Regions from separate parts of the Homo sapiens genome. Here all the other regions are linked to region 2. Evidence: chromatin loops called from intact Hi-C (ENCODE). Cell type or tissue: mammary epithelial cell. All regions are shown on one strand. Links, peaks and the distances in the headings refer to the core of each region. The heading gives the core; the rest is flanking DNA.

Region 1 (7,473 bases), core at 885-5,884, 86 kb after region 2:
GAGTTGTTAATGTGGGGGCCCTGGTTCCGGTCAATGATTCCGGGTTCTTAGGAGGCACTTCCAAATACTTTGGGGCAAGTTTGCCTGGAAGTGCTATGGTTATTGATAGTATGTCTATATTAAATTAATTTCTGTAAGCAAAAATTACCAGAAGCAAAAGCTAGTGTTTGCAGCTCCTATTACAGAAGGCGAACTTTCCCAATATGTTAAAAACTCCTACTTTAAAAAAAAGGTCAGTAACCCAATAGAAAAATGGACAAAGGATATACACAGCTCACAGGAAAGAAAATATGCATGACTCTTCAATATATAAAGATGTTCAGCCTTACAATAGGAGAAAGATAAATAAAACTCCCCTGAAGCATCCTTTGTGTATGAATGAATAACTGGCTTAATTTGCTGGGGCTGCCAGAACGAAGTAGCGCAGACTGGGAGCCTTCAGCAGGAATTCGTTTGCTAATAAACCTGGAAAGATGTTGGTAGGGTGGTTTCTTGGGAGGCCTCTCCCCTTGGCTTGTGGATGACCGTCTTCTCCCTGTGTGCTCATGTGGTCTTCCCGTGTGTGTGTGTGTGTGTGTGTGTGTGTGTGTGTGTGTGTGTGTGTCTTCATCTCTTTTTATGACACCAGCCGTATTGGATCAGGGCCCACCCTAATGAGCTCATTGCAACTCAGTCACCTCTTTAAAGAGTCACATTCTGCAGTGTTGGGAATTGGGACTCCAACATGTGAATCGTGGGTGTGTGGGAGAGGGAAGCACAATTCAGTCCATAAAAATGACCAAAAAATAATAATAAAATAAAACTTGATGACACTGTGGCATGGGAAAGGGGGAAATTAGCACCCTCAGACACTGCTGAGGCCATATATGGGACAGCCTCTTTGGAGGGTCACTTGTCAGTATCTGTTAAAAATTCAGATGGAGTCCCTTCACCCAGCAGGTCTGCTTCCAGGACCCAGCAAAACTGACAAATGTACAGCTCTTCCTTGACACCTGGGCCGTCAGAGCGAAAAATGGAAACAATGTGAGCTCAATAAGGCATGGGCTAATTATGGTTAAAAAAATGAGGAAGTCCTTTACATATGGACTGCTCTTTAAGAAACTTTAGGTAAAAAGCAAGGTAAACAACAGTGTGTGTAGAATGCCACCGTTTGGGTAAAAGGGGGGTAAAGTTTTGTAGGTATTTGCTCGTATGTGCATAACTATTTTTCTCTGAGGTTACATTAGATGTCGTGATGACTTGCTGGGGCAGGGACGGTTGGTTTGCTGGGTAATGGGGGCCCAGGGTGGGAGGGAGACTTCTCACTGTATATACTTTGGCACCTTTTAAATTTTCACTCCAGAATTTATTAATTAAATGAATACTTTTATTTCCCTGATGAGAAAATTGTATCACGAGGTCATTCATAACTTAGGTTATTTGAGGTTGTTGAAAAAACATGAAATTATTTCGATTAAAGTCATCATTGTGTTGAGAAGCCTGCTGGTTTATTTTTCTTGGGGAATGAGTGCCTCAGAAGTCATGGTTTGGAAGGTTTTATGAGGACAGTGGTTCCACATCTGCAGGACAGAGCTGGGTCCTTCCCGGAGAACAGGCTGCCACTCAGACGCTCCTGCCATGAGGCCTCTGGTGCAGAATACGTGAATCATTGTACCAGGCTTCATTTTGCTTAGAAACTACTTAGAATTGTTAATTGGGCCCTTTTGGTTTTACCAGGTTATTCAGAGGCATTTCTGGGTGATGATGTTGATAAAGCTGATAGCACTTTGCATCTGTTGAGCACCATGAATTTTGCCAAGTGCTTTCCCACTCATGATCTCATTTAATTGTCACTTGGAACTGTGAGGTTGGAAGCACCGATCTGATTCCCATCTTGTTGTGGATGAAGAATTTAGAGGGTTTAAATGACTTGCCTGATGTCTCCTGGTAAGAGCTGGTCTTCCTGCTGCAGGAGTTTCAGTGTGTAAGCCAAGACGAGGAAGAATGGCTGAACGGTGCTTCTGGTCAGGAACCATGTCAGATTTGTCAGCGTCCATCGTGGGTGTAGTTCAGCGGTTCTCTGTTGGGTGATTTTGCCCTCTGGGGGACACTGACGATGTTTGGAGACATTTTCAGTTATCAGAACCTGGGGTGTGTCACCGGCATCTAGTGGACAGAGCCAGGGGTGCTGCTGAACACCCTGCAGTGCATGGGGGAGGCCTGCAGCAGAGCTGAGCAGCTCCAAAAGTCAGTGCTGGGGTGGAGGATCCCTGGTGTGGCTGTGAAGGAGAGCCTTGCCTGCAGCCCCCAAAGCTTGTCTCTTGCTTTCCCAAGCTTATCCGTGTGTTCACCTTTGAAGGTTTCTTCCTTAGGATTGGTAGTGGTAGAAACGATTCTTTGGGATCTCATTGGAGGCACATTTCAGGGCCCTCTTCTGGCGCCCATGTTGACTGTCTGTTGTCCTACCTTCCCAGTGCAGTGCTGCAGGGGTGTGGCGCGAGTGCGGCCCACATGTATGGGCACCAGAAGACTGAGACCCGGCCTTCACTCTGTCCCCTTTTTCTTTCTTTTTTTTTTTTTTAATACTTTTAAGTTCTGGGGTACATGTGCAGAACGTGCAGGTTTATTACATAGGTATAGATGTGCCATGGTGGTTTGCCGCACCCATCAAACCGTCATCTACATTGGGTATTTCTCCTAATGCTGTCCCTCCCCTAGCCCACCACCCTCCGACAGGCCCCAGTGTGTGATGTTCCCCTCCCCGAGTCCATGTGTTCCTGTCCCTGCTCCTCTTCCGCTTCCTCCCATTTCTGTGGGAAGGAGGGGAAAGCTGCTGTCTTAGTGGCTGGCGTTGGGTGTTAGGGTCCTCCTCCATTAATGGCTGGTGCATAGAGCACAGGAAGAGAGCCCCAGAAGTGCCAGGCGGTGGTGCAGCTGCTGCCTGTGTCTAGCGGGCTCCATCCGGTCCCCCGGGCCGACCTTCAGCGGCTGGAATGCTTGCAAACCTGAAACCGCCTTCGCAAAATGATGACTGAGACTAAAGAGATCGAACTTAACTGACTCCATCTTTCTAACCTCCAAGCTGTCCTTGTTCATTCCTGGGCACAGGCTGACTTAACTTTGGGAGAAACTTACAGTTTAAACAAAGGCGGTAACAGCCCTTTGCCAAAGCAGACCTCCTTCTTGCCTGGGGACTAGATTGCTTTTGTAGGACTAACATTAGCCACAAGATTAGAAATTATGGCTTAGGAGTCAGGCAGCTTGGGGCTACAAGATTCTGAGCCTCTCTAAACTGCTCCTAAGATCAGTGCCTGAGATATTTTGCAGGCCCTGCACTTGATGGATCAGCTGGCCCCACTCAGATCAATAAACTGGTTCATCTGATCTTGTGGCCCCCACCCAGGAACTGACTGAGCACAAGAAGACAGCTTTGATTCCCCGTGATTTCATCTCTTACCAATCAGCACTTCTGGCTCACTGGCTTCCCCTACCCCACCAGCTTATCCTTAAAAATTCTCCCCGAATGCTCGGAGAGACTGATTTCAGTAATAATAAAACTCTGGTCTCCTGCACAGCTGGCTCTGCGTGAATTACTCTTTCTCAACTGCAGTTCCCCTGTCTTGATGAGTCGGCTCTGTCTAGGCAGCGGGCAAGGTGAACCCACTGGGCGGTGACACACCCAATGAGGTTGAAAAGCAGGTTCCACCCAGAGTGGAGCTTTTCCTGATGCAATATCCCACCCCCTGGTTGTTGGTGCTGGTGTGTGAGTCACAGGCCCAGCCCGGGTATTTGAGACGCAGTGACCTCAATAAGGACTTGAGCTGGTTTCCTGAGTGCCCTCTGGTGAGCCTTGTGTCTGGGTAGCCTTGCCACCCAGCGCGTCTGCTACCAGGAATGAGTTGGAGGGAAGCGGGAAGGCTGTGTTATTTCTCCATCTTCCTCTCCAGGAAGGAGGCGGCCTTGGTCCTGAGGCGGGGTTTGCTCTGGGTAGAGAGCTCTGGATGTTCTGTTGTTGCTTGCACGTCCCCAGAAGGATCAGGGCGACACAGAAAACTTGGTTGAGGTGTCTTGCTAGGGCTCCTTAAAAGGAGAAGGTAGCCAGGTGAAACTTATCTTGTTTGCTTGGCAAGTGGTGACGTACCTTCGTGGTCAGATTGAGAGAGCAGCGAACTGAGGAGGGCGGAGCTTTGGAAGTGCAGAAGGACGAGGGGGTGGTCACTTGTGCCTTGCTGCTCCAGGAAGCTGCCTGGTGACCCTCAGTCCCCTAAGTCAGCAAAAGATTGTTTCCCAGGGTGTCATATTGCACAGCTGGCTACAGTGGGAGAAGAGGCGGGGAGATTACCTCCCTGCTGGGAGCTCCCCTTGCTGTGAGCAGACTTAATGCCCAGAAAATAGAAGGGATGGGAGCCAGTGAAACCAGTTAAACAGCAGCTGTTAAAAAGGGAGTGGGAGTAGAAACGTCAGAGTTCCCAGCTCTCTTAGGGAAAAGCGATTTAGATTTCCTTTGCCATCTAGAAAGATACTGGTGTTTTCCTGGAAGAGCTTACTGTGGCATACCCATTCCCCAGGAGCAAGCATTGTGGAAGCCTGCAGGCGAGCGTGTGTGTGAGATGAAGGTGTGCTGAAGGACACTCTTGATGATGGAAGCTTCCCTGAAATCAGAACCTGGGATCACCAAGCCTCCTCAAGGCAGGTGCCCGTGACTGGATGGTTATTGAATGAGCGACATGCCTGTCCCTCTGAGTTGGGTGTCAGACACATCATTCGAGGTTTCCGCACTTGTCCGGTCAAGACTGAAGTTGTCTTTATTATCTTAGCAGTCAAGGGCATTTAAACGCTTGAAAAGCATTCAACATACATTAAAACTTGGGCTGTTTATTTGGACTGTCTTAGAATCAACTCCAGATGGCAGGATTTAGTTTGAATTGTGAGAGGAATGTATTTTATAAATGCAGTGCATCTTACCGTTAGCGCCTCCCTAGAGTCAACACGAGTTACTCTTCCTTGGTCACAGGGTCCACAGTTAACATTTACTGAGCTCGAGCACACCAGCGCTGTCCCTGAGCACTTGAGTTTGCTGTTAAGTGGAAAATGCAGAGAAGTAAACCTGAAATGAAAATCAGAGCAATAGATAATAAAAGTAAAGTTTGCCCAGGGCGTGGGGAGGGAAGACAAGTGAAGCATTTTCCTGACTTGCGGAACCTCCAAAAGCAAAAAGGCCTGGGAAGTTGGGGCGTGTTCTCAAAGGGTGAGCTCACTTGGAGTCAGCGCAGTGAGACCTGGAGTCAGGGGCGAACTGAGGGGTCTTCCTTGGGTGTTCTAAGAGCCGGACTCAGTGCTCTCCCAAAGGGACCAAAGAGCCTTAAAAAAGGTTTCTTCTTTTTTTTTCCTCCATGTGTGCAAAAGCCACCACCGAGTCCTGAGTCAGCAGCGGAGCAGGCTGACGTCTGAACCCCGTGAACCCACTGTGAACCCAAACTCTGGCGGTGGCGTCCCGTGCCAGCCATGGGTTCTTGGCTGCTCGCCGTGGCCAGGCTCTTGGCCAAGGCCTCGTGCAGAAGCTCAGGAGACAGCTGCCCGGGCCCCTAGGTCGTGAAGTGGGAGTCGGGATCCAGACCCTGCCCAGGCTGCCCCGTGCCCTGCACTGCCTGGCTCCCCAAGGAGGGCGGACAGGTTTGCGGGCTTGTTTTCCAGGGAGTAGCACTTTGGGATTTGTGGTTTTAAAAAGAGAACTCTGCAAGTCATGAGGGCTGAGTAGCTTGAAGAGAGACCACAGGGAAGGCAGGCGCAGAGCTGGGGACTGTGAGAGCCGGGGCCTTGAGAGGACACAGACATGCATGTTAGGACAGACCTGCTTTTCTGGAAAGCTCCCTGAGGGGAGACTGTGGCAGCTTTGGGAGGTGCTAGAATTGGCTGCCCTTCTGCCAAACAGGCAAGTGAGTCGGAGGCCACGCTAGGCGGCCCCTCCACTCACAGGGACCTGGAGACACACGGTAGGGGGTGGGGGGCGCAGGGGAGGCTCAGTGCTGCAGGAGGGAGGAAGAGGAGAGGGTCTTGCCTTGGCACTGCTCTCCCGATGTGTGTGACACCACTGCCTCAAGTGGCTGCAAGTTCTCAGCTCTCACTGTGCCTGAGGATCCCCCAGTGAAGTGGCCTAAAAATGGAAACACCCAGTCTGCTTTCTGAGATCCTGGGGCAGTCGGTGGAACGCATGCCCTGGAGCCCTGGGGAGTCAGGTGCGGGCCCCCGAGCACACCCCACAGCTCCCTCCCAGAGCATGATGGGGGTGTCCCTGCACTCTGGAGGTCCCTGCACAGCTCTCACTTTGACACACTTCCCGTGCTGGTACATGTTTGTAAAACTTTCTAGTTCCAATATAATTGTGAAAAATACCCTTTGATTATTAAAAAAAATTTTCCTGGATTCATTTTGAAAATGATTCTCTTCTTTTTTTTGTTTTATAGGATACAAAATTATGGATAATAATGGAATATCTTGGTGGAGGCTCCGCACTAGATCTAGTAAGTATTATGTTGGATGCAGAATACGTATCAAAGCTTTTTCTCAGGAAACCTGGGTTTTAAAGAATCCATTGCATGTATCCATTTCTTTTTCTTTCTTTCAAGTTGCATTAAAAAAGGAACCAAACTATTCCTTACGTGTTTTTTTGCTTCTTATATATCACTAAAAATTATTGGTTTACCTTTTTTTTTTTTTTTGAGATAGAGTCTTGCCCTGTTACCCAGGCTGAAGTGCAGTGGCGCAATCTCAGCTCACTGCTACCTCTACTTCCTGGGTACAAGCGATTTTTGTGCCTCAGCCTTCCAAGTAACTGGGACTACAGGTGCATGCCACCACACCTGGCCAATTTTGTGGTTGTTGTTGTTGTTGTTGTTTTTGGGTAGAAATAGGGTTTTGCCATGTTGGCCAAGCTGGTCTCAAACTCCTGACCTCGAGTGATCCCCGCTCTCAGCCTCCCAAAGTGCTGGGATTATAGGCCAGGTGCGGTGGCTCATGCCTGTCTGTCTGCTTTTGAAACCAGCTGTTTTGTTTCATGGGAAACCAATAAATGTATTCATAGAAGGAAGCAAGGAAGGATCATGCCTGGAATTATCTCAACTGAGAACAGCTGGGTAGCTTATTTTCTGAAACAGGTTCTATTTACTTTTGTAGGGCTGTTATCTCATCGTTTCATATTTCACATGACAACTTAGTTTCCAAAATAAGCATGTAATATTGTAATTTTGGAAGTAAGGGGCAGGGTGTGATTATGAAGGTCGGATGTCGGATGTGGGAGCAGTGGTCATGCCTAAGGGGAACACACACTTCCCTGCTTGCCAGCGCTCCCAGGGTGTGGAGGTGGGGCTGGCCCGCACCAGATGTCTCCTCTGAACTCTCCCTCAAGTGCCTTCTGTGGCCTCCAGTCCACATGTAAGGTAGTGGAAGCCAGGTGGAGGGTGGCTGTACCGTCCTGGTCTGTGATTTGCTTGTGTA
Region 2 (7,473 bases), core at 865-5,864:
AGTTTGAGAGGCCGAAGTGGGCGGATCATGAGGTCAGGAGATCGAGACCATCCTGGCTAACATGGTGAAACCCTGTTTCTACTAAAAATCCAAAAAATTAGCTGGGCGTGGTGGCACACGCCTGTAATCCCAGCTACTCGGGAGGCTGAGGCAGGAGAATCACTTGAACCCGGGAGGCGGAGGTTGCGTTGAGCTGAGATTGTGCCGTTGCACCCCAGCCTGGGCGACAGAGGCAGACTCCGTCTCAAAAAAAAAAATAAAATAAAAAAATAAAGCAGAGTGAATTCAGGTGGCCTAGGCAAGGATGCTTGAAAAATAACAACCATGTTAGTATAAACACCATTTTTCAATGTTTTGCAAATCATTTTTATGCCTCTTGATTCTTACCGGTACCGTTTGAGATGTAGATGATATTATACCATTTTGTAGATGTGGAGACCAAGGAAGACTTAACTGACCAAGGTGAGATCATATATTATGTGGCAAATTTGTGATTGGAAACTACTACTCCTCCTACTCCCACTCATCATGCAGTGTTACTGTTTTATGGTTACTTTTGCAAACATTAAAGTTTATCTCATTGCTAGTTAGATTGGCTAAAGAAATTAGAAATAGGAGGCTGATTTTTTAATTTATTCAATCAGCAACCCTTATTGAACTTTCATGTGCCAGGTCCTAGGGGAGGGGTTGAAAGTGGTAGATCTGAATGAGGTTACCATTTAAAGTAAATGTTTAATGAAAGTTGCTGAAGCCTTTGCTTTTTTTCTCTTAAACCCCAGTTTTATATTTCAGTAGGGGAAAAAAATAGACATCAGAAACTGAATGAATATAGTGACGAATAAACATAAAGAAATCAGGCTGATCTGTGGCTATAAGTACTCCGTCTTTCATTGAGCATTTGTTGTTTCACTCAATTGAGATTAAAAGAAAAGCTTCAGATGGAGGCAGGAACACCAATCGGCTTTGAGTTTGCAGAAATGTGATTTAAAAATGAGATTTTGGTTTGCACATTTCTGTTACAAAATTTTATCAGTCACTTTTCAACTTTTCTGAACCGTGACCCATGTAAGAAATATATTTTACATCAGGATCAAAAACAAGTTTCAGGAGACCGTACTAATCCTTACTACGGGTTGAGTATCCCTCATCCAAAATGCTTGGGACCACAAGTGTTTCGAATTTTGGAATATTTGCATTATATGCTTGTTGAACATCCGAAATCAGAAGTGCTCCCAATGAGCATTTCCTTTGAGTGTCATGTTGGCGCTGAAAAGTTTCATATTTTGGAGCATTTTGGATCAGGGATGCTCAGCCTGTGCTTGTGATGTGCTGTTGTGGTATATTTAAAAAAGGAGCTGGTTGCAACACTAGATTGATTTCACAGCCCACTGATTCCTGACCCACAGTTTGAAAAATACTGAATTATATACGTCACATGTATTGCATATTGCAGGGCCTGGTTAATTTACCATGTTTTGAAGTTGTAAGTTTAACATAGTTTCATATTTGAAAATACAGATAATTTAGAGGAATAGCTTAAAAACCTGAAGTTTGTCTTGTTAACATCATCCTGTCCCCCTCGTTCCCCTTCTGTTTTTCTTGCTGCTTGGATAAATAGACCTTTGCTGAGAATGCCCCTTGCATCAGGATAGTGAGACTGGTGTCTAATGGCCAGTCTGGGAACATGGGGAGCTTTTCTCAAGTGCTCTGCTCCACCCTAGGGAAGCCTGTGCACTCTGGGAGTCTGGGAAATGAAGGCAAACACAGGACAGCTGCATTTAATTGTGGCTTAAGTGCTCTTGTACTTTTTTTTCTTGTTAGTGTCACATTTCCACGGGTTCTTTTCCGTTCCTTCCTTGGGAGGTGCCTGCCCAGTTACCCTGTTACCATCTGCACCCTGGGGGAAGGTTGGTGTGTCACTGGGTGTGGACAGTCAGGACATCCGAGACGTGGGTTCGGAGAGCACCTTGGGGACTTGCTGAACTGTGGAGTGTGCTCTGGTGACTGACAGCATTGGACTGCACAGGGGAGCCTGCAGAGTATAGTGCCCGGAGTCGTTGGAGGCAGAGTTCAGAGCCTCAGTCCATCCTGTCCTCAAGAGGTCGGCTGCCTGCTTTGGGGCATGTGCTCTAAGAAGGTTGCAGTGACTGAGGACACAGTGAGCAAAGGCACATGGTTGGAAAGCGGTGACACAGCTTCTGGTGGGCTAGATCTAGATCGGTCCTGGAGCTGAAGAGGCAGTGGGGTGCCTGTGGGCCTGGGGGAGGCCTTGCATCTGTAGACAGCCGGAAGTATGGCACATTTTTGAGCAGATGATCTCCTGTTCTTTGGGGCTCCTGCTTTCTCAGGTGTGGGGAGTGCTGGGTGCCCCTTTAGAAGGCATTGCAGCACTTCAGGGAAGAGGAAGCCCAGGGATGCGAGTGGGGAGCCCAGGTGTCAGTAGGACAGCCTAAGTGGATTTTTTTAGCATTCACTCAGCTTCGTGGCTTGAACTCTCAGTGAACATTTTATAGTATCTCATTACTCCTCTTGCTTTATGATCCTTTTTGCTGATCAGTGCTAAAGAGTAATAAGTACTCAGTTACTGTTAGTTACTGTTTTGTTAGTTAGTTGCCTATGTAAGTGTCAAAAAAACAAAAAACCTATTTTGAATACTCCGTGTTCCAAAATGTAACAATGGTAAGAATTTGTTTTGCTTGAAAGTGTTCTTTTTTGAGGGGGAGGATGGTCACAAGGTTTTTTTAAATTAGAAAAACCCAAACTTTTGGAGGAGTCCAGTCTCAGATCTGGGAGTATTCTTGATAGCATGTCACATAAAAGCAAGTGACCTTCAAGTAGGAATTGGTCAGATGAGATTTTCTAGCTTGCTAACTGTGCTGAGCAGTTATGGGCAGGTGGCGGCTGGCATCATTGCTTTCCCACCCTCTTTCTGACTTTGATGCTCTTCTTGGAGCTACGGTCTGATGCGTAGAGCTGAGCTGCCTAATGTGGTGCAGGTTGAGTTTCATTTTCAGTTCAGTATTTTTCCAGGACCCTGGTGCAAGATGCAGGGTGAGCAGTTACTGAAGGGAGGAGCCTGTCGATGGTCACTGCTACTTTCTGCTGTGCTTGTGCGGTTACACACACTCTAAAGCCGCAGTCCAGGCGTCCGATGGTCTCCTGAGAAACGGGCCCCTTAGCTCTTTATTTGGGCGATTACTCCCGATGATTCAGAGCTGCCCTTGTGGAAGCTCCTTACCTGCAGGAAGTGGACCACACCCAAGCCACCTTTCTGTGCCTTTTAATGCCTTAGCTCAGCTGATTATCATTAATGGAATCTTGTGGGTGGTGTGAGTGCAGGAAATAGAAGTTGCACTCTATTATCCATGTCTCATCGCGTAGAATCAGCCACTGTCGTCGGAGTAGTTTGTAGCAGTCATTTCCCATAATTCATGTTTTTGCAGTGGAAATTATAAAAAATATAAGTGCCAAATGCTTTGGGAAAAATAACCTGCCTCCTGAGGGTGACTATGGAGTTTCTTAATCCTAAATGGCTCCCTGGTTTGCAAGGTTTAAATTAGGGGAAATAAACTGAGATATGCCTTTGCTTGGTACAAACTGTGAAACATCCCAAATTGGTGGTTACCAGTCACTTTATGCGCACCCAGGGAACAACATTGTTGACTCTAGAGACCTTCCATTGTGTTTCTTGAGGGTTCTTCGTCAGCAAAAGAAACCTTTTCTGTTCTGCGCTCTGTTGGTATCTGAATACATTGTGGGAACATTTCAAGTTTTAAATTAATGCTTACCAAGTACGTAGCTGGGGTTTATCTTCCTATTATTTTAAGTCTCTTCCTGTTTTTTAAGAGAATTTTAGGCCGTAAGGTTTGAAAGAACTGTTACAGGTCCACATCCTTTGTTTTATTTGTAATTACTTAGGATTTTGTTTAGTTTCTATTTAGAAATGTCTAATGGGTAGTTTTGTAAGGTTGGTTGGGAAAGATAGCAGCTGCTTCCACCTCCCGCCATTTCTTATTCCCCGAGGGCAGCCCCTTTGATCTCTCCTGGTTGATTTTTGTTTTTGTTACTCCTTAGTTTATGAGGAACATTAAAAAATTGACCGGGGGCGGTGGCTCACGCCTGTAATCCCAGCACGTTGGGAGGCTGAGGCAGGTGGATCACTTGAAGTCAGGAGTTCAAGACCAGCCTGGCCAACATGGTGAAACTCTGTCTCTACTAAAAATACAAAAAAAACAGCTGGGCGTGGTGGTGGGCGCATGTATTCCCAGCTACTTGGGAGGCTGAGGCAGGAGAATTCTTTGAACCTGGGAGGCGGAGGTTGCAGTGAGCTGAGATGGTGCCACTGCACTCCAGCCTAGGTGACAGAGTGAAACTCCATCTCAAAAAAAAAAAAAAAAATTTCTGCCTGTGTTTTTTTTTTTTTCCTGGTTTCAGGCATTGTCTATAGACTTTGGACCCTGCGGATGAGGATTTACTTCTCTTCCGCTTGCCTCTTTTCCTCACATGGGCTCCCCGCTCTCCCCCAGCAGAGAGATGTTGTAATGTCAGTGAGGTCAGAATGCGGTGTGTACATTAATGGACTGCAGACGGATCTGCAGCCCAGCCATTATTACTCAACCATAGTTACTGATCAGATTTCTTTTCTTTTGGTAATGCTTCTCATTCATCCCAGCACTCTGTAGTTGTTGCAACCTTGTCTTAGGAAGTTCGGGTGGCACCTGTGCCTTTCGTCACCTGCGTATCTTCTATGCTTCTTGTGCCACCCCCATCCTCTGGTCTTCCTTTGCTCTCATCCTCTGGGTTCCTTCTGCTGCTCTCTTGTGTTGAATATCTGTTTTGTTTTTTTTTGTTTTTTTTTTTTTGTCTCTGCTGTCATTTTCTTTCTTGGTTTATGCCATGATGTTGGTTGGGCATATAGTGCGCCATTTTCTGTGAATAGGCAGCGTGGGAGACAGGCTTTTCAAAAATTTTTTTTCTTCTCCCTCAGTTGATATTTTAGCATGGTGTAAAATTGCAGGGTGGACATTCATTTCCTCCAGAATTTTAAAGGTGTTTCTCCACTGTGTTTTAGCTTCCAGTGTTGCTGTTGAAGATGGAGGCCCTGCCAGCACCGGCTTCTGTGTGTGCAGGCTGTGCTGTTCTTCCTGGACCTAATGGGATCTGAACTTTTTCCTTGAGTTCTGAAGTTTCACAATGATGTGGCTTGGAGTGGGGCTGTTTTCGTTTCTCGTGACAGATACTTGGTTAGGCCTTTTCTGTGAAGCGACTCAGATCTTTTCATTGACTTTTTTCTTTGATTCCCCTCCCCCCTTCCATTTTCTGTGTTCTTTCTTTCTGAAACTTTATTACTTGGATGGTGAACCTTCTGCATCGGCCCTCAAATATTCTTTTATCTTTTTTGTTTTTCGAGATGGAGTCTCGCTCTGTCACCCAGGCTGGAGTGCAATGGCGTGATCTTCATTCACTGCAACATCTGCCCCCCCAGGTTCCAGTGATTCTCCTGCCTCAGCCTCCCGAGTAGCTGGGATTACAGGCGCCCACCACCATGCCTGGCTAATTTTTGTATTTTTTAGTAGAGATGAGGTTTCACCATGTGGAGCAGGCAGGTCTCGAACTCCTGACCTCAGGTGATCCACATGCCTCGGCCTCCCAAAGTGGTGGGATTACAGGTGTGAGCCACCATCCCCGGCCTTCATTCCCCATTTTTAAGTATGCTGCCTCTGCTTCCGGCTGTGTCTGCTGCAGCCTGGTCCATATATCCTCAATTTTTCCTTCCTTTGCAGATAATATATTTTCATCATTTCCTTGACTTTGGGAGCCTGGCTGTGAGATGTGGGGCAAGCTGTCTGGCTGTCTACCCACTTCTGTGGCTGACTTTGAGGCTCTGCCTGGTTCACTCATTCCCCCGGCAGAGGGACTGGTGCCGTCAGTTCCTGAGAGCCGGGGGTCCAGCACTGTGAGTTAAGTTAGTTCTCTGCTGGCCCGGCGCGATGGCTCATGCCTGTAATCTCAGCACTTTGGGAGGCCGAAGCGGGTGGATCATTTGAGGTCAGGATTTCGAGACCAGCCTGACCAACATGGTGAAACCCCTTCTCTACCAAAAACACAAAAATTAGCCAGGCGTGATGATACACGCCTGTAATCCCAGCTACTTGGCAGGCTGAGGCAGAATTGCTTGAACCCAGGAGACGGAAGTTGCAGGGAGCCGAGATCGCGCCATTGCACTCCAGCCTGGGCGACAGAGCGAGACTGTGCCTCCAAAAAAAAAAAAAGTTCTCTGTTTTCTGCACCTCCGGTTTAGCGTTGTCTTCCTCTACTCCCCACCCCCCCCCTTTTTTTTTTTAAACCACTACCTACTTTCCAGCTTCTGAGATTTCATTGCAGTTGTCTTCTCTCTGTTTCAGGTATGTGGTGGTTTTTAGATTTATGATTTTAGTGGGATTTCAGGATTGACCCAATTAGATGCTGCTGTCTGTGTGACCCCTCTACCTCCAAGTTGCTATTCTTCAGTTTATAGGTGAATAAAGACAGGGCCAGGCAGGTGAGGAAATTCCAAGAGCTAGGACTGACTGCTGGGCCAGGGCGGCGGGCAAGAACTCGGAGCCTCCGTTCTCTTCATCATGAGATTGTGCCTCTTATTTTCTCCCTGTAAATAAACAGCAGTATACATGTCTGCTTATTTTTCCATCTCTCTACTGGTCGGTGGCCTCCACCTCCCCAACTTGAACTGAGAACCTGCTCTTCTTGCTTCTCTCATTTTTTTGGTCCCAAGATCCTGTGGACACAGAACGATGTCCGGGAGCCTCATAGGATCTCTCTGGAGAAACGCTTGCTTAAGTTTATGATGCTTTGGGGTTCCAACCCCCTGGTCCAGAATTGAGTATGTGCTTCTTGGCAGGGCGGAGGTGGCATCAGTCTGGTCGTATGTTCCGTGGTGGTCGGTGCAGGACTGGGGCACACGTGTGCCACAGATGCCGAATAGCCCGTCAGAGGGCCTGGGTGTTATGTGGCTGTCCCAGTGGCCATGTGTTAGCAGATTGCATGTTGCAGAGTCAGTGGTGTCTGCGCGCTGGGGGCACTGCACAGCGCTGGCCATAAATCCATAGCATGTTAATGGATGGAGGACTTGAAGGGTGCGTATCTAAACAGCGAAAGCTCTTCTTTGGGGTATGGCCTTCAAGTGATTTCTTGCTTAAGGACAGAGTACTTTCTTGGGTAGAATTTTACAGCAACGAACCATTGAGTAGAAATGAAAAACAGTCTGGAACTTGGGACTGAGCCTTAGCCCGCAGTTATTTTAGGTATAGTTTCGTCGAACTTTGGAAGCGTGTTCAATGTGGTGACTTCAAAGTTATTAAACTGCCACTTGAACTCCAGATGAAGAAAGGTATTGCTTGAGGAGCGTTCCTGTGGTATGTGTGATGGATGCAGTTTCCTGGTACCAAATATTTCTTGAGAGGTAATTCACACAGA
Region 3 (7,473 bases), core at 1,735-6,734, 100 kb after region 2:
CATGGACTCCCTGCTCCTGCCTACGGCTCAGGAATTGTCCACAGGCCTGGCTGGGAGGATGAGCCCTGAGGGCCAGGGAAGAATGTGAACCAGGAGACAGCAGGCTTTATTTTTGCATGAGTAATGTTGGGCCACTTTGGTCAACCTTGTGTTGCTCTTAATGGTCATAAACATCACATACGCCTCTAGATGCCAGTTACAAGTGTGTTCCTAATGATCGCATCTGCTTAAGTAATAAGCTTATATCAAATGAGATTTTGTTTTGATTGATTACAGCTGTGATTTAGGGTTATCCCTGGTTTTCTTCTTGATTATAGAGTTGGTTTCTTCTAGAATTATTTTCTCTATATAATTAAAATCACTTAAATTGTATCTTCAGATGTGTAGCTAGCGTACTTTATTTGACATGATATTGTGAAGATGTAGGATGCTGTTGCATAGATCCCCACATCTCCCAATGTTGAGGAGAGTCCAGAACCATCAGTAACAGAGAACTCAGGGTGGTCACTCAGGAGCATGCCCCAGGAGAAGATTCGTTCGCAGTTAATGTGTGCATTTGCAGCTTTTGACTGGAGCTTATATTAGAAACCACTGTTTGTTTTCTCTGTGAGCAGTGTCTTAATGTCTAATTTCATATCTTTCCCAAATGGGTCTCTCCTTCCACCTCATTTTAATTGCTTTGGAAGATGACTGCCTGCTCCCCACATAAAGTTTACTTTAAAACTCAGACATAGGCCAGGCACAGTGGCTCACGCCTATAATCCCAGCACTTTGGGAGTCCCTGGCGGGAGGACAGCTTGAGGCCAGGAGTTCAAGACCAACCTGGGCAACAAAGCAAGACCCCCCCTTGCCCCCCCGACTCCCACCTCTACAAAGAATTTAAAAATTAGCTGGGCATGGTGATATGCCCTATAGTCCCAGCTATCCAGGAGGCTGAGGTGGGAGGATGGCTTGAACCTGGGTGACAGAGTGAGTCCCCTCCCTGCCAAAAGACACAAAAAAACCTCAGACACAAGTTCTTGATCTGCTGTCATTTTTCCTAGAAGCAGTAATAGACAAACTCAATTATATTTATGAGTTTCCCTATCAACACATTGTTGAGTACATCCTACTTCATTAAGTTAATGTGCCATAGCAACTTAATCATTCTTCTGAGGTTGAACATAAGTAATGCTGCTGTTGAATATTTTGGGCAGCCCATACCATTTTCCAAATTTAAAATGTAGTAGAGATGCCTAGGAATCGAAGTAATTGGTTTTAACAAGTTTGGATATTTTTGTGGCTTTCGATTTGTATGCCAAATTGCTTGCCATTGATTCACATGCCAGTCCAGGATTCCAAATTACTCATAGTTAGATGTCTGGTGGGAGAGCCAGCAGGCAGGAAGACCACTTGGGAGCCCCCTACAGAAGTCCTGGGGAGAAGAGATCCCTTTAGACTAATCCAAAGTTAGGAGGGGTAGAGGGGACGCAGGGTGCTGAGAGCCCAGGAACCATACACCCTGGGTTGCAGCTGGATTTAGGAGGGTCCAAAGAGGGGATCCTAAGGAGCTGGGTGACCCTCGTGTCCCTGGCATGGCTACCTAGTAGGATGTCCTCCCCCCGCCGCCTTTTTTTTTTGGGGGGGGGGATGCAGGGTCTTGCTCTGTCACCCAGACTTATGATCTCGCTCACTGCAACTTCTTCCTCCCAGGTTCAAATGATTCTCCTGCCTCAGCCTCCCAAGTAGCTGGAACTACAGGTGCAGCCCACCATGCCCGGCTGATTTTTGTATTTTTAGTAGAGATGGGGTTTCGCCATGTTGGCCGGGCTGGTCTCGAACTCCTGGCTTCAAGTGATCTGCCTGCGTCGGCCTCCCAAAGTGGTGGGATTACAGGCGTGAGCCACCGCGCCTGGCCCCCATGTTTGTTCTTGATGGTGCTGTACTGGCTGCCCTCCTTGGAAGCCAGGAGACTGATACGTGGGTTGCGTTCAGATGGGGCCAGCAGGGGTTTTCTCAGTGAACTTCCCGTGGTGCACACTGCGTGCAGAAGCAGGCGTTCGCAAGCAGGCGTTCGGCCGCCTGCTTATTATCTGTCCCTGAACCTGAAAGCAAGTCCTCGGGCCTCTGAGTAAAATCAAGGCAAGCGCATCACCGACGTACTCTCAGCAGAGATCGGCTTCTGCCAGGGCCTGCCTGCCAGTCACCGAGTGTGTTTAGCTGGTTGAGAGGTGCTTGGAGGTCTGGAGGTGCATCCGTCAGAGATCATGTTCAGTAGCACAATAGGGTGACCGTAGTTAATAATTTGTTGTGTTTCAAATAGCCAGAAGAGAAGATTTGGAATATCCCAGCACAAAGGAATGAGCCGTGTTTGAGGTGAGGGGGATCCCAGCTACCCGGATTTGATTGTTACACACTGTATACTTGTACCAGAAAAAATTCATATAACTATTATGTACCCTTACAAATGAGAAGGCTCTGGGTCTGTGTGGCCAGGAGACAGCATGCTTTGAAAACAGCAGTAGCTGTAATGAAATCTGAGAGGCCTGGGGGAAGCAGACAGATGTGGAATCACACAAACTTGAGAGCCACCTGTTGGTGTGGAGAACCGCTGCCACACAAGAGTCACAATTGCCACCTCTGTTCTTGCCTCTCCCCTCCTCGGTCCTCCCTCCTTGTGCCTGCTCACTCCTGTCCTCCTGTCGCTGCCACAGTTCTGGGTGCTTGCCCACCCTGTGCTCCCATGCACCTGCTTCCCTGCTCCTAGGGGCAAGAGACTGGGATCAGTTGCATTTCTGCTGATTTTTAAGATAATGCAATGCAAGATAAAGCAGAGTCCAAGTTGTAGAGGGAAGGAAAATAGTATTACTTCCAACGTCAGCTCTTCTAGACTGACCCCTTCAGTACAAGATTTAGTAGAAAGAATTTAGAACAAGACTTGCTGGCAGCTTTTCATCTTCACTGAGAATAAGGAAATAGAATATGCCGTAGGCATCATTCCCATGGACTGCTGGGCTTGGGGGCTTCCAGTAGGGATTTCTGGTACTCACTAAGGCTGCAGGAACATGGTAAGTGTATCCTCTGGATAGTTAAAGCACCCTGCAGCCACAACGATGCTTCCGCCTATGCATTTCCTTGCTGTAGAGTGAGTGTGAGAGATGTATTCGATTCTCACTGAAGTTCTTGGAATAATGATGGATTCCAGTGCACAGTGAGAACAGCAGGAAAGCTGTACCAGACTCAGGCGTGTTCTCTACCCCAGTCCCCATTCGTCTTTCGCCAGCCCATATAGGACTATGTCCTGCCTCATTGTCGGCCTCTGTCCTGTTTGGGGATTGGTGTCACATGCTGTCAATGTCTCATCAGCTGTCAAGTTCCTCTTAGGATGGCCTGGCTCTTCTCATTGACATGACACATTCAAGGAATTCATTCCTTTGCCTAACTGCTTGGTTGTGCCACAGGCCTGTGCTGGGCAGAAGGAGGTGGGGCAGCTGGACCTGAGATGTCCTAGTGGGGCCACACGGCTTCTGCAGATGTCTCCTCTGGGACATTCGGCAGAAAATGCAGACACTAGAGAGACACAGTAAATGACATCAGCAAGAAACCACCAGACAAATCCCGAATTTGGGACCTGTTTCTTTAAGTTGATGTCCCTGGGGAGACTGGGGACAGGACTGTTGTAGGTTGAAAGAGCCTTAGCGACCTGGCAGTCAGTTGTACCCCGTGGACTTTGGATCCTGATTCAGATAAACCAACCATGGAATGACAGTTTTTGAACAGCTGAGAACATTTAATTATACATGACATTAAGGAATTCGTGTTAATTTCAGGCACTGATAGGTAGTAAAAAGTCTGTATATTGGCACACGGAAATACTCGGGGGAAAATGTCATGATGACTGATTGATTTTAAAATATACTCGGGGAACACATGGACAAAGCTCGTATGGCAAAATGTTAATTAGTAAATTCATGCAATAGGTAGATGAGGATGCATTATATTAATATTTCTCAGTTCTTTGTATGTTTGAACATTTTCATAATAAACTTTTTTAAGTTCTGGGCCCCTGGTAAGGCACCTTACATGGCCACCTCCTCCTCTTCCACCTCCATTCTACAGATGAGAGAAACAGGGCTCAGAGGTTAGCTCTTTCATCTAACGTCACAGGACTTTGACTGTAGAACTGGCATTTCAACCCAGGTATCTTGAGACCAAGGTGCCCACTCTCGACCTCAGAGCTGTGCCCTAAGTTCTAAGCACTGCTGGAGGGGGTGACTCGCGAGCGTACACCCACTCCGGACTCCTCCTCTCTGCTCACCTCTCTTACTGGTCCTGCTGGCCCCCGGGACTCCACGGGGAATGCCGAATGCATCCAGCAGGAGGCGTAGTAGGAGTGAATTGATAAGCCATCTCCATGTAGAGGCAGAAAACATTTGGCATATTACAGTTTCTCCTGTTGTCTCTTTTGAAATTACAGCGAGGGCTTATGTTTTTAAATATCAGTTAAAAATACCTTTTTCAAAACCTCAGAAGTATTGAGACATGTTACCATTTTCCCCCTAAATACTGTGTATTGGAATAGATTCCTGCTTGGTGTTTGTAAAGATGCTTTTCTTGTTGCAGGCAGACATCTGGTCCCTGGGCATAACAGCTATTGAACTTGCAAGAGGGGAACCACCTCATTCCGAGCTGCACCCCATGAAAGTTTTATTCCTCATTCCAAAGAACAACCCACCGACGTTGGAAGGAAACTACAGTAAACCCCTCAAGGAGTTTGTGGAGGCCTGTTTGAATAAGGAGCCGAGCTTTGTAAGTTTCCCAGGGATCACAGCGTACCTCTTCATGTGCGGCTTGACTTGGTTGAGATACATCCTGTTGGGATTGCTTTAATCACTCTTTTCAGCTGTCTTCCTGGTATTATTCATTTTTCTTTTTCTAAGTAAGTATGATTGACTTCTTTGGTTTGCAAATACATTTTAATTTTTAAGTATTAAAAATCTCCTTATTTTCTTTTAGATTTCTGCCATCTCATACTTCATTGAATCTGAAGAATATTCTCCTTAATATTAAATGTGGAATCATAAATGTTTAATATTTATAGAAGATCAGGCCATAAACTGTTACACTGTTTTTAATAATGGCAAAGGTTAGCTGGAAACAAATGGCTAAATATGTCTTTAAAGTAAATGTTTTCACTTTCCAGGTGGCATGTGTTAGGAAACAAAAGATTAGAAAATATAACCAAGCCACCCTCTGTGCTTCTTCCCCTCCCCTTCCTGCCTACTTTCTCTTTTTAGGTTTAATAGACTCTGGCAGAGCCATACAGCAGTAACGACTGTGTGGCTTTGCCTCATTTTCTGTCTGAATTAGGACATTTCTTTGAAAGTAGTGTGTGTGTGTTGGTGTTGGAGGTAGCACCATATGTCCTTGTTTTGTTTCTGAGTTTTCCAGCAGAGTTAGCTGAAGGCTAAGCTGAGCCCCCCTTTTCTTAACTCTTATGTAAAAATGGGTGGTTACTTTTACAAGAGCACCATGGTTTCCTAATATGCCAGTTCTGGTAAAGGAATTAAATGGGTAATGCAACATTTTCTAAGTACGTCTAAGGAGATGCAGGCTGAGACCACCACACCAGTGTTTGATGACTACATCAGCATCGGGTGGTGGTGGGGCTTGTCCTGCATGCCACGATGCTCTGCATTTTATTACACGATGATGTTTCTTGCAGCCATCATGCACCAGCACCAGTGGAGATGTGTGCAGGCATGTCTTCCCATACAAAGCATGTGTCCTGTATGGGCTTATGCCCCAGCACACAGAGCTCCACCCCACAGCTACCGAGGAGCTGGCTGAGAGGCGAGAATATGAGCACCTCCGGGGTAGTTGGGGTTTCACCCTTGGATGGACAGGGAGGGAGAATACTTGAGGTGATCCACGTTTCTCATGAGTTTGAATCTGAAAACATGCTTGGCTCTTGTAATCAAGCTTTTGTAATTTGGAGTGAGTGGGAACTTGGTTCGACTCGGTGTTTGGGTGTTCCTGCTGTCTGTTCCCATTTGGGCCATGCTGGTTTCCTTGGGAAGCACATTCCCTGTCACTATCGCCATCCTCAAGGCAGGCAGCTGACCAGGTGCTGCTTGCGGTGGCCATGCTGAGCCCAGGGCATGGGTGAAGTCCTCAGCCCAATCACAAGGGAAGGGAGGGAGGGACCTGGGAAATAGCCCTTCTAAACCGGGAAAGTTGGTGGTGAAGCGCATCCAGTTGCTCTTTCAGCAGACAGGAAAAAGGGGATCTCCTGGCTCCTTTCCAGTTTCTCTGAGATAATTCCAAATTGACATTTCTATTATATGGTTGGATGTGGCCAAACGTTAATACAGAAAGTTAACAAAGCAGCCCAGCATGGTGGCTCACATCTGTAATCCCAGCACTTTGGGAGGCCGAGGCAGGTGCATCACCTGAGGTCAGGAGTTCAAGACCAGCCTGGCTAACATGGTGAAATCCCGTTTCTACTAAAAATACAAAAAATTAGCCTGGTGTGGTGGTGCAGGCCTGTAATCCCAGCTACCCAGGAGGCTGAGGCAGGAGAATCGTTTGAACTGGGGAGGCGAGGTTGTAGTGAGCCGAAATCGTGCCACTGCACTCCAGCCTGGGCAACAAGAGCAAAACTGTCTCAAAAAAAAAAAAAAAAAAAAGTTAAACAACACAGAACATATATTTTGTCAGCATTTGTCATAAAGTATTTTATAAACTAGGAGATAAGCTTTTTTTTGAGACAGAGTCTTGCTCTGTCGCCCAGGCTGGAGTGCAGTGGCGCGATCTCGGCTCCCTGCAAGCTCCGCCTCCTGGGTTCACGCCATTCTCCTGCCTCAGCCTCCTGAGTAGCTGGGACTACAGGCGCCCACCACCACGCCCGGCTAAATTTTTTTGTATTTTTAGTAAAGACGGGGTTTCACCATGTTAGCCAGGGTGGTCTCGATCTCCTGACCTCGTGATCTGCCCGCCTCGGCCTCCGAAAGTGCTGGGATTACAGGCGTGAGCCACTGCGCCCGACCAGATCATTTAAGCTCTCTTAAATGATCCCTGTGAAGCTCTGTGCAGAGTTTTCTGTGAAAATGTATTTATTAGGGACATCCTTGGAAAGACAGTGCCCTGCCCACCATAGCACCCAGAGCCCAGGCGTAGGTCCTGAGCGACTCGTCTTTGGGTGAGTTGCAGTGAGAAGCGCTGTGGAGTAGAGAGTCCAGCCATCAGGTGTCAGTGTGGCGGTTGACATTTTGAGGCAGAAGTCTGTCCTTTGGGGTAGGACCAAGAACTTCATCTCATACTTTAATTGTTGGGTGTGTTTTTCCAGAGACCCACTGCTAAGGAGTTATTGAAGCACAAGTTTATACTACGCAATGCAAAGAAAACTTCCTACTTGACCGAGCTCATCGACAGGTACAAGAGATGGAAGGCCGAGCAGAGCCATGACGACTCGAGCTCCGAGGATTCCGACGC

What was found. Hi-C counts contacts between places; a loop is a spot of excess contacts. Peaks named below come from ENCODE experiments on the same cell type or tissue, not always from the same donor. Only the 100,000 strongest peaks of a DNase experiment are listed, where the experiment ranks them.
Region 1: a loop joins it to region 2, with 2.6 times the contacts of the local background. A loop is called at or near these places in 77 of 110 quality-filtered maps.
Region 3: a loop joins it to region 2, with 2.3 times the contacts of the local background. A loop is called at or near these places in 56 of 110 quality-filtered maps.

The regions. Positions count from the first base shown.
Region 1 is chr13:98,481,292-98,488,764 of GRCh38, reverse strand. STK24 (serine/threonine kinase 24) reads left to right here. Exons shown (of 11, transcript NM_001032296.4): 3 at 6,444-6,500. Among named protein-coding and RNA genes, the nearest start is that of FARP1-AS1, 49 kb to the right of the region's middle. RefSeq lists enhancers at 3,508-3,587, 3,988-4,067, 4,128-4,297, 3,734-4,425, 6,119-6,308 and 1 more. In mammary epithelial cell, for the core only: a CTCF peak has its summit at 3,839 (motif pointing left); DNase peaks (open chromatin) are centred at 3,704, 4,204 and 5,484; H3K4me3 peaks cover 177 bases; H3K27ac peaks cover 2,694 bases.
Region 2 is chr13:98,566,803-98,574,275 of GRCh38, reverse strand. The region is part of intron 1 of STK24 (serine/threonine kinase 24); the gene reads left to right. Among named protein-coding and RNA genes, the nearest start is that of STK24, 6.6 kb to the left of the region's middle. RefSeq lists a silencer at 1,847-2,141 and enhancers at 2,993-3,042, 2,670-3,869, 5,894-6,395. In mammary epithelial cell, for the core only: no CTCF peak of the experiment used is centred there; a DNase peak (open chromatin) is centred at 3,165; H3K4me3 peaks cover 520 bases; H3K27ac peaks cover 2,604 bases.
Region 3 is chr13:98,463,691-98,471,163 of GRCh38, reverse strand. STK24 (serine/threonine kinase 24) reads left to right here. Exons shown (of 11, transcript NM_001032296.4): 6 at 4,603-4,788; 7 at 7,328-7,473. Among named protein-coding and RNA genes, the nearest start is that of FARP1-AS1, 32 kb to the right of the region's middle. RefSeq lists an enhancer at 6,946-7,447. In mammary epithelial cell, for the core only: a CTCF peak has its summit at 4,347; no DNase peak of the experiment used is centred there.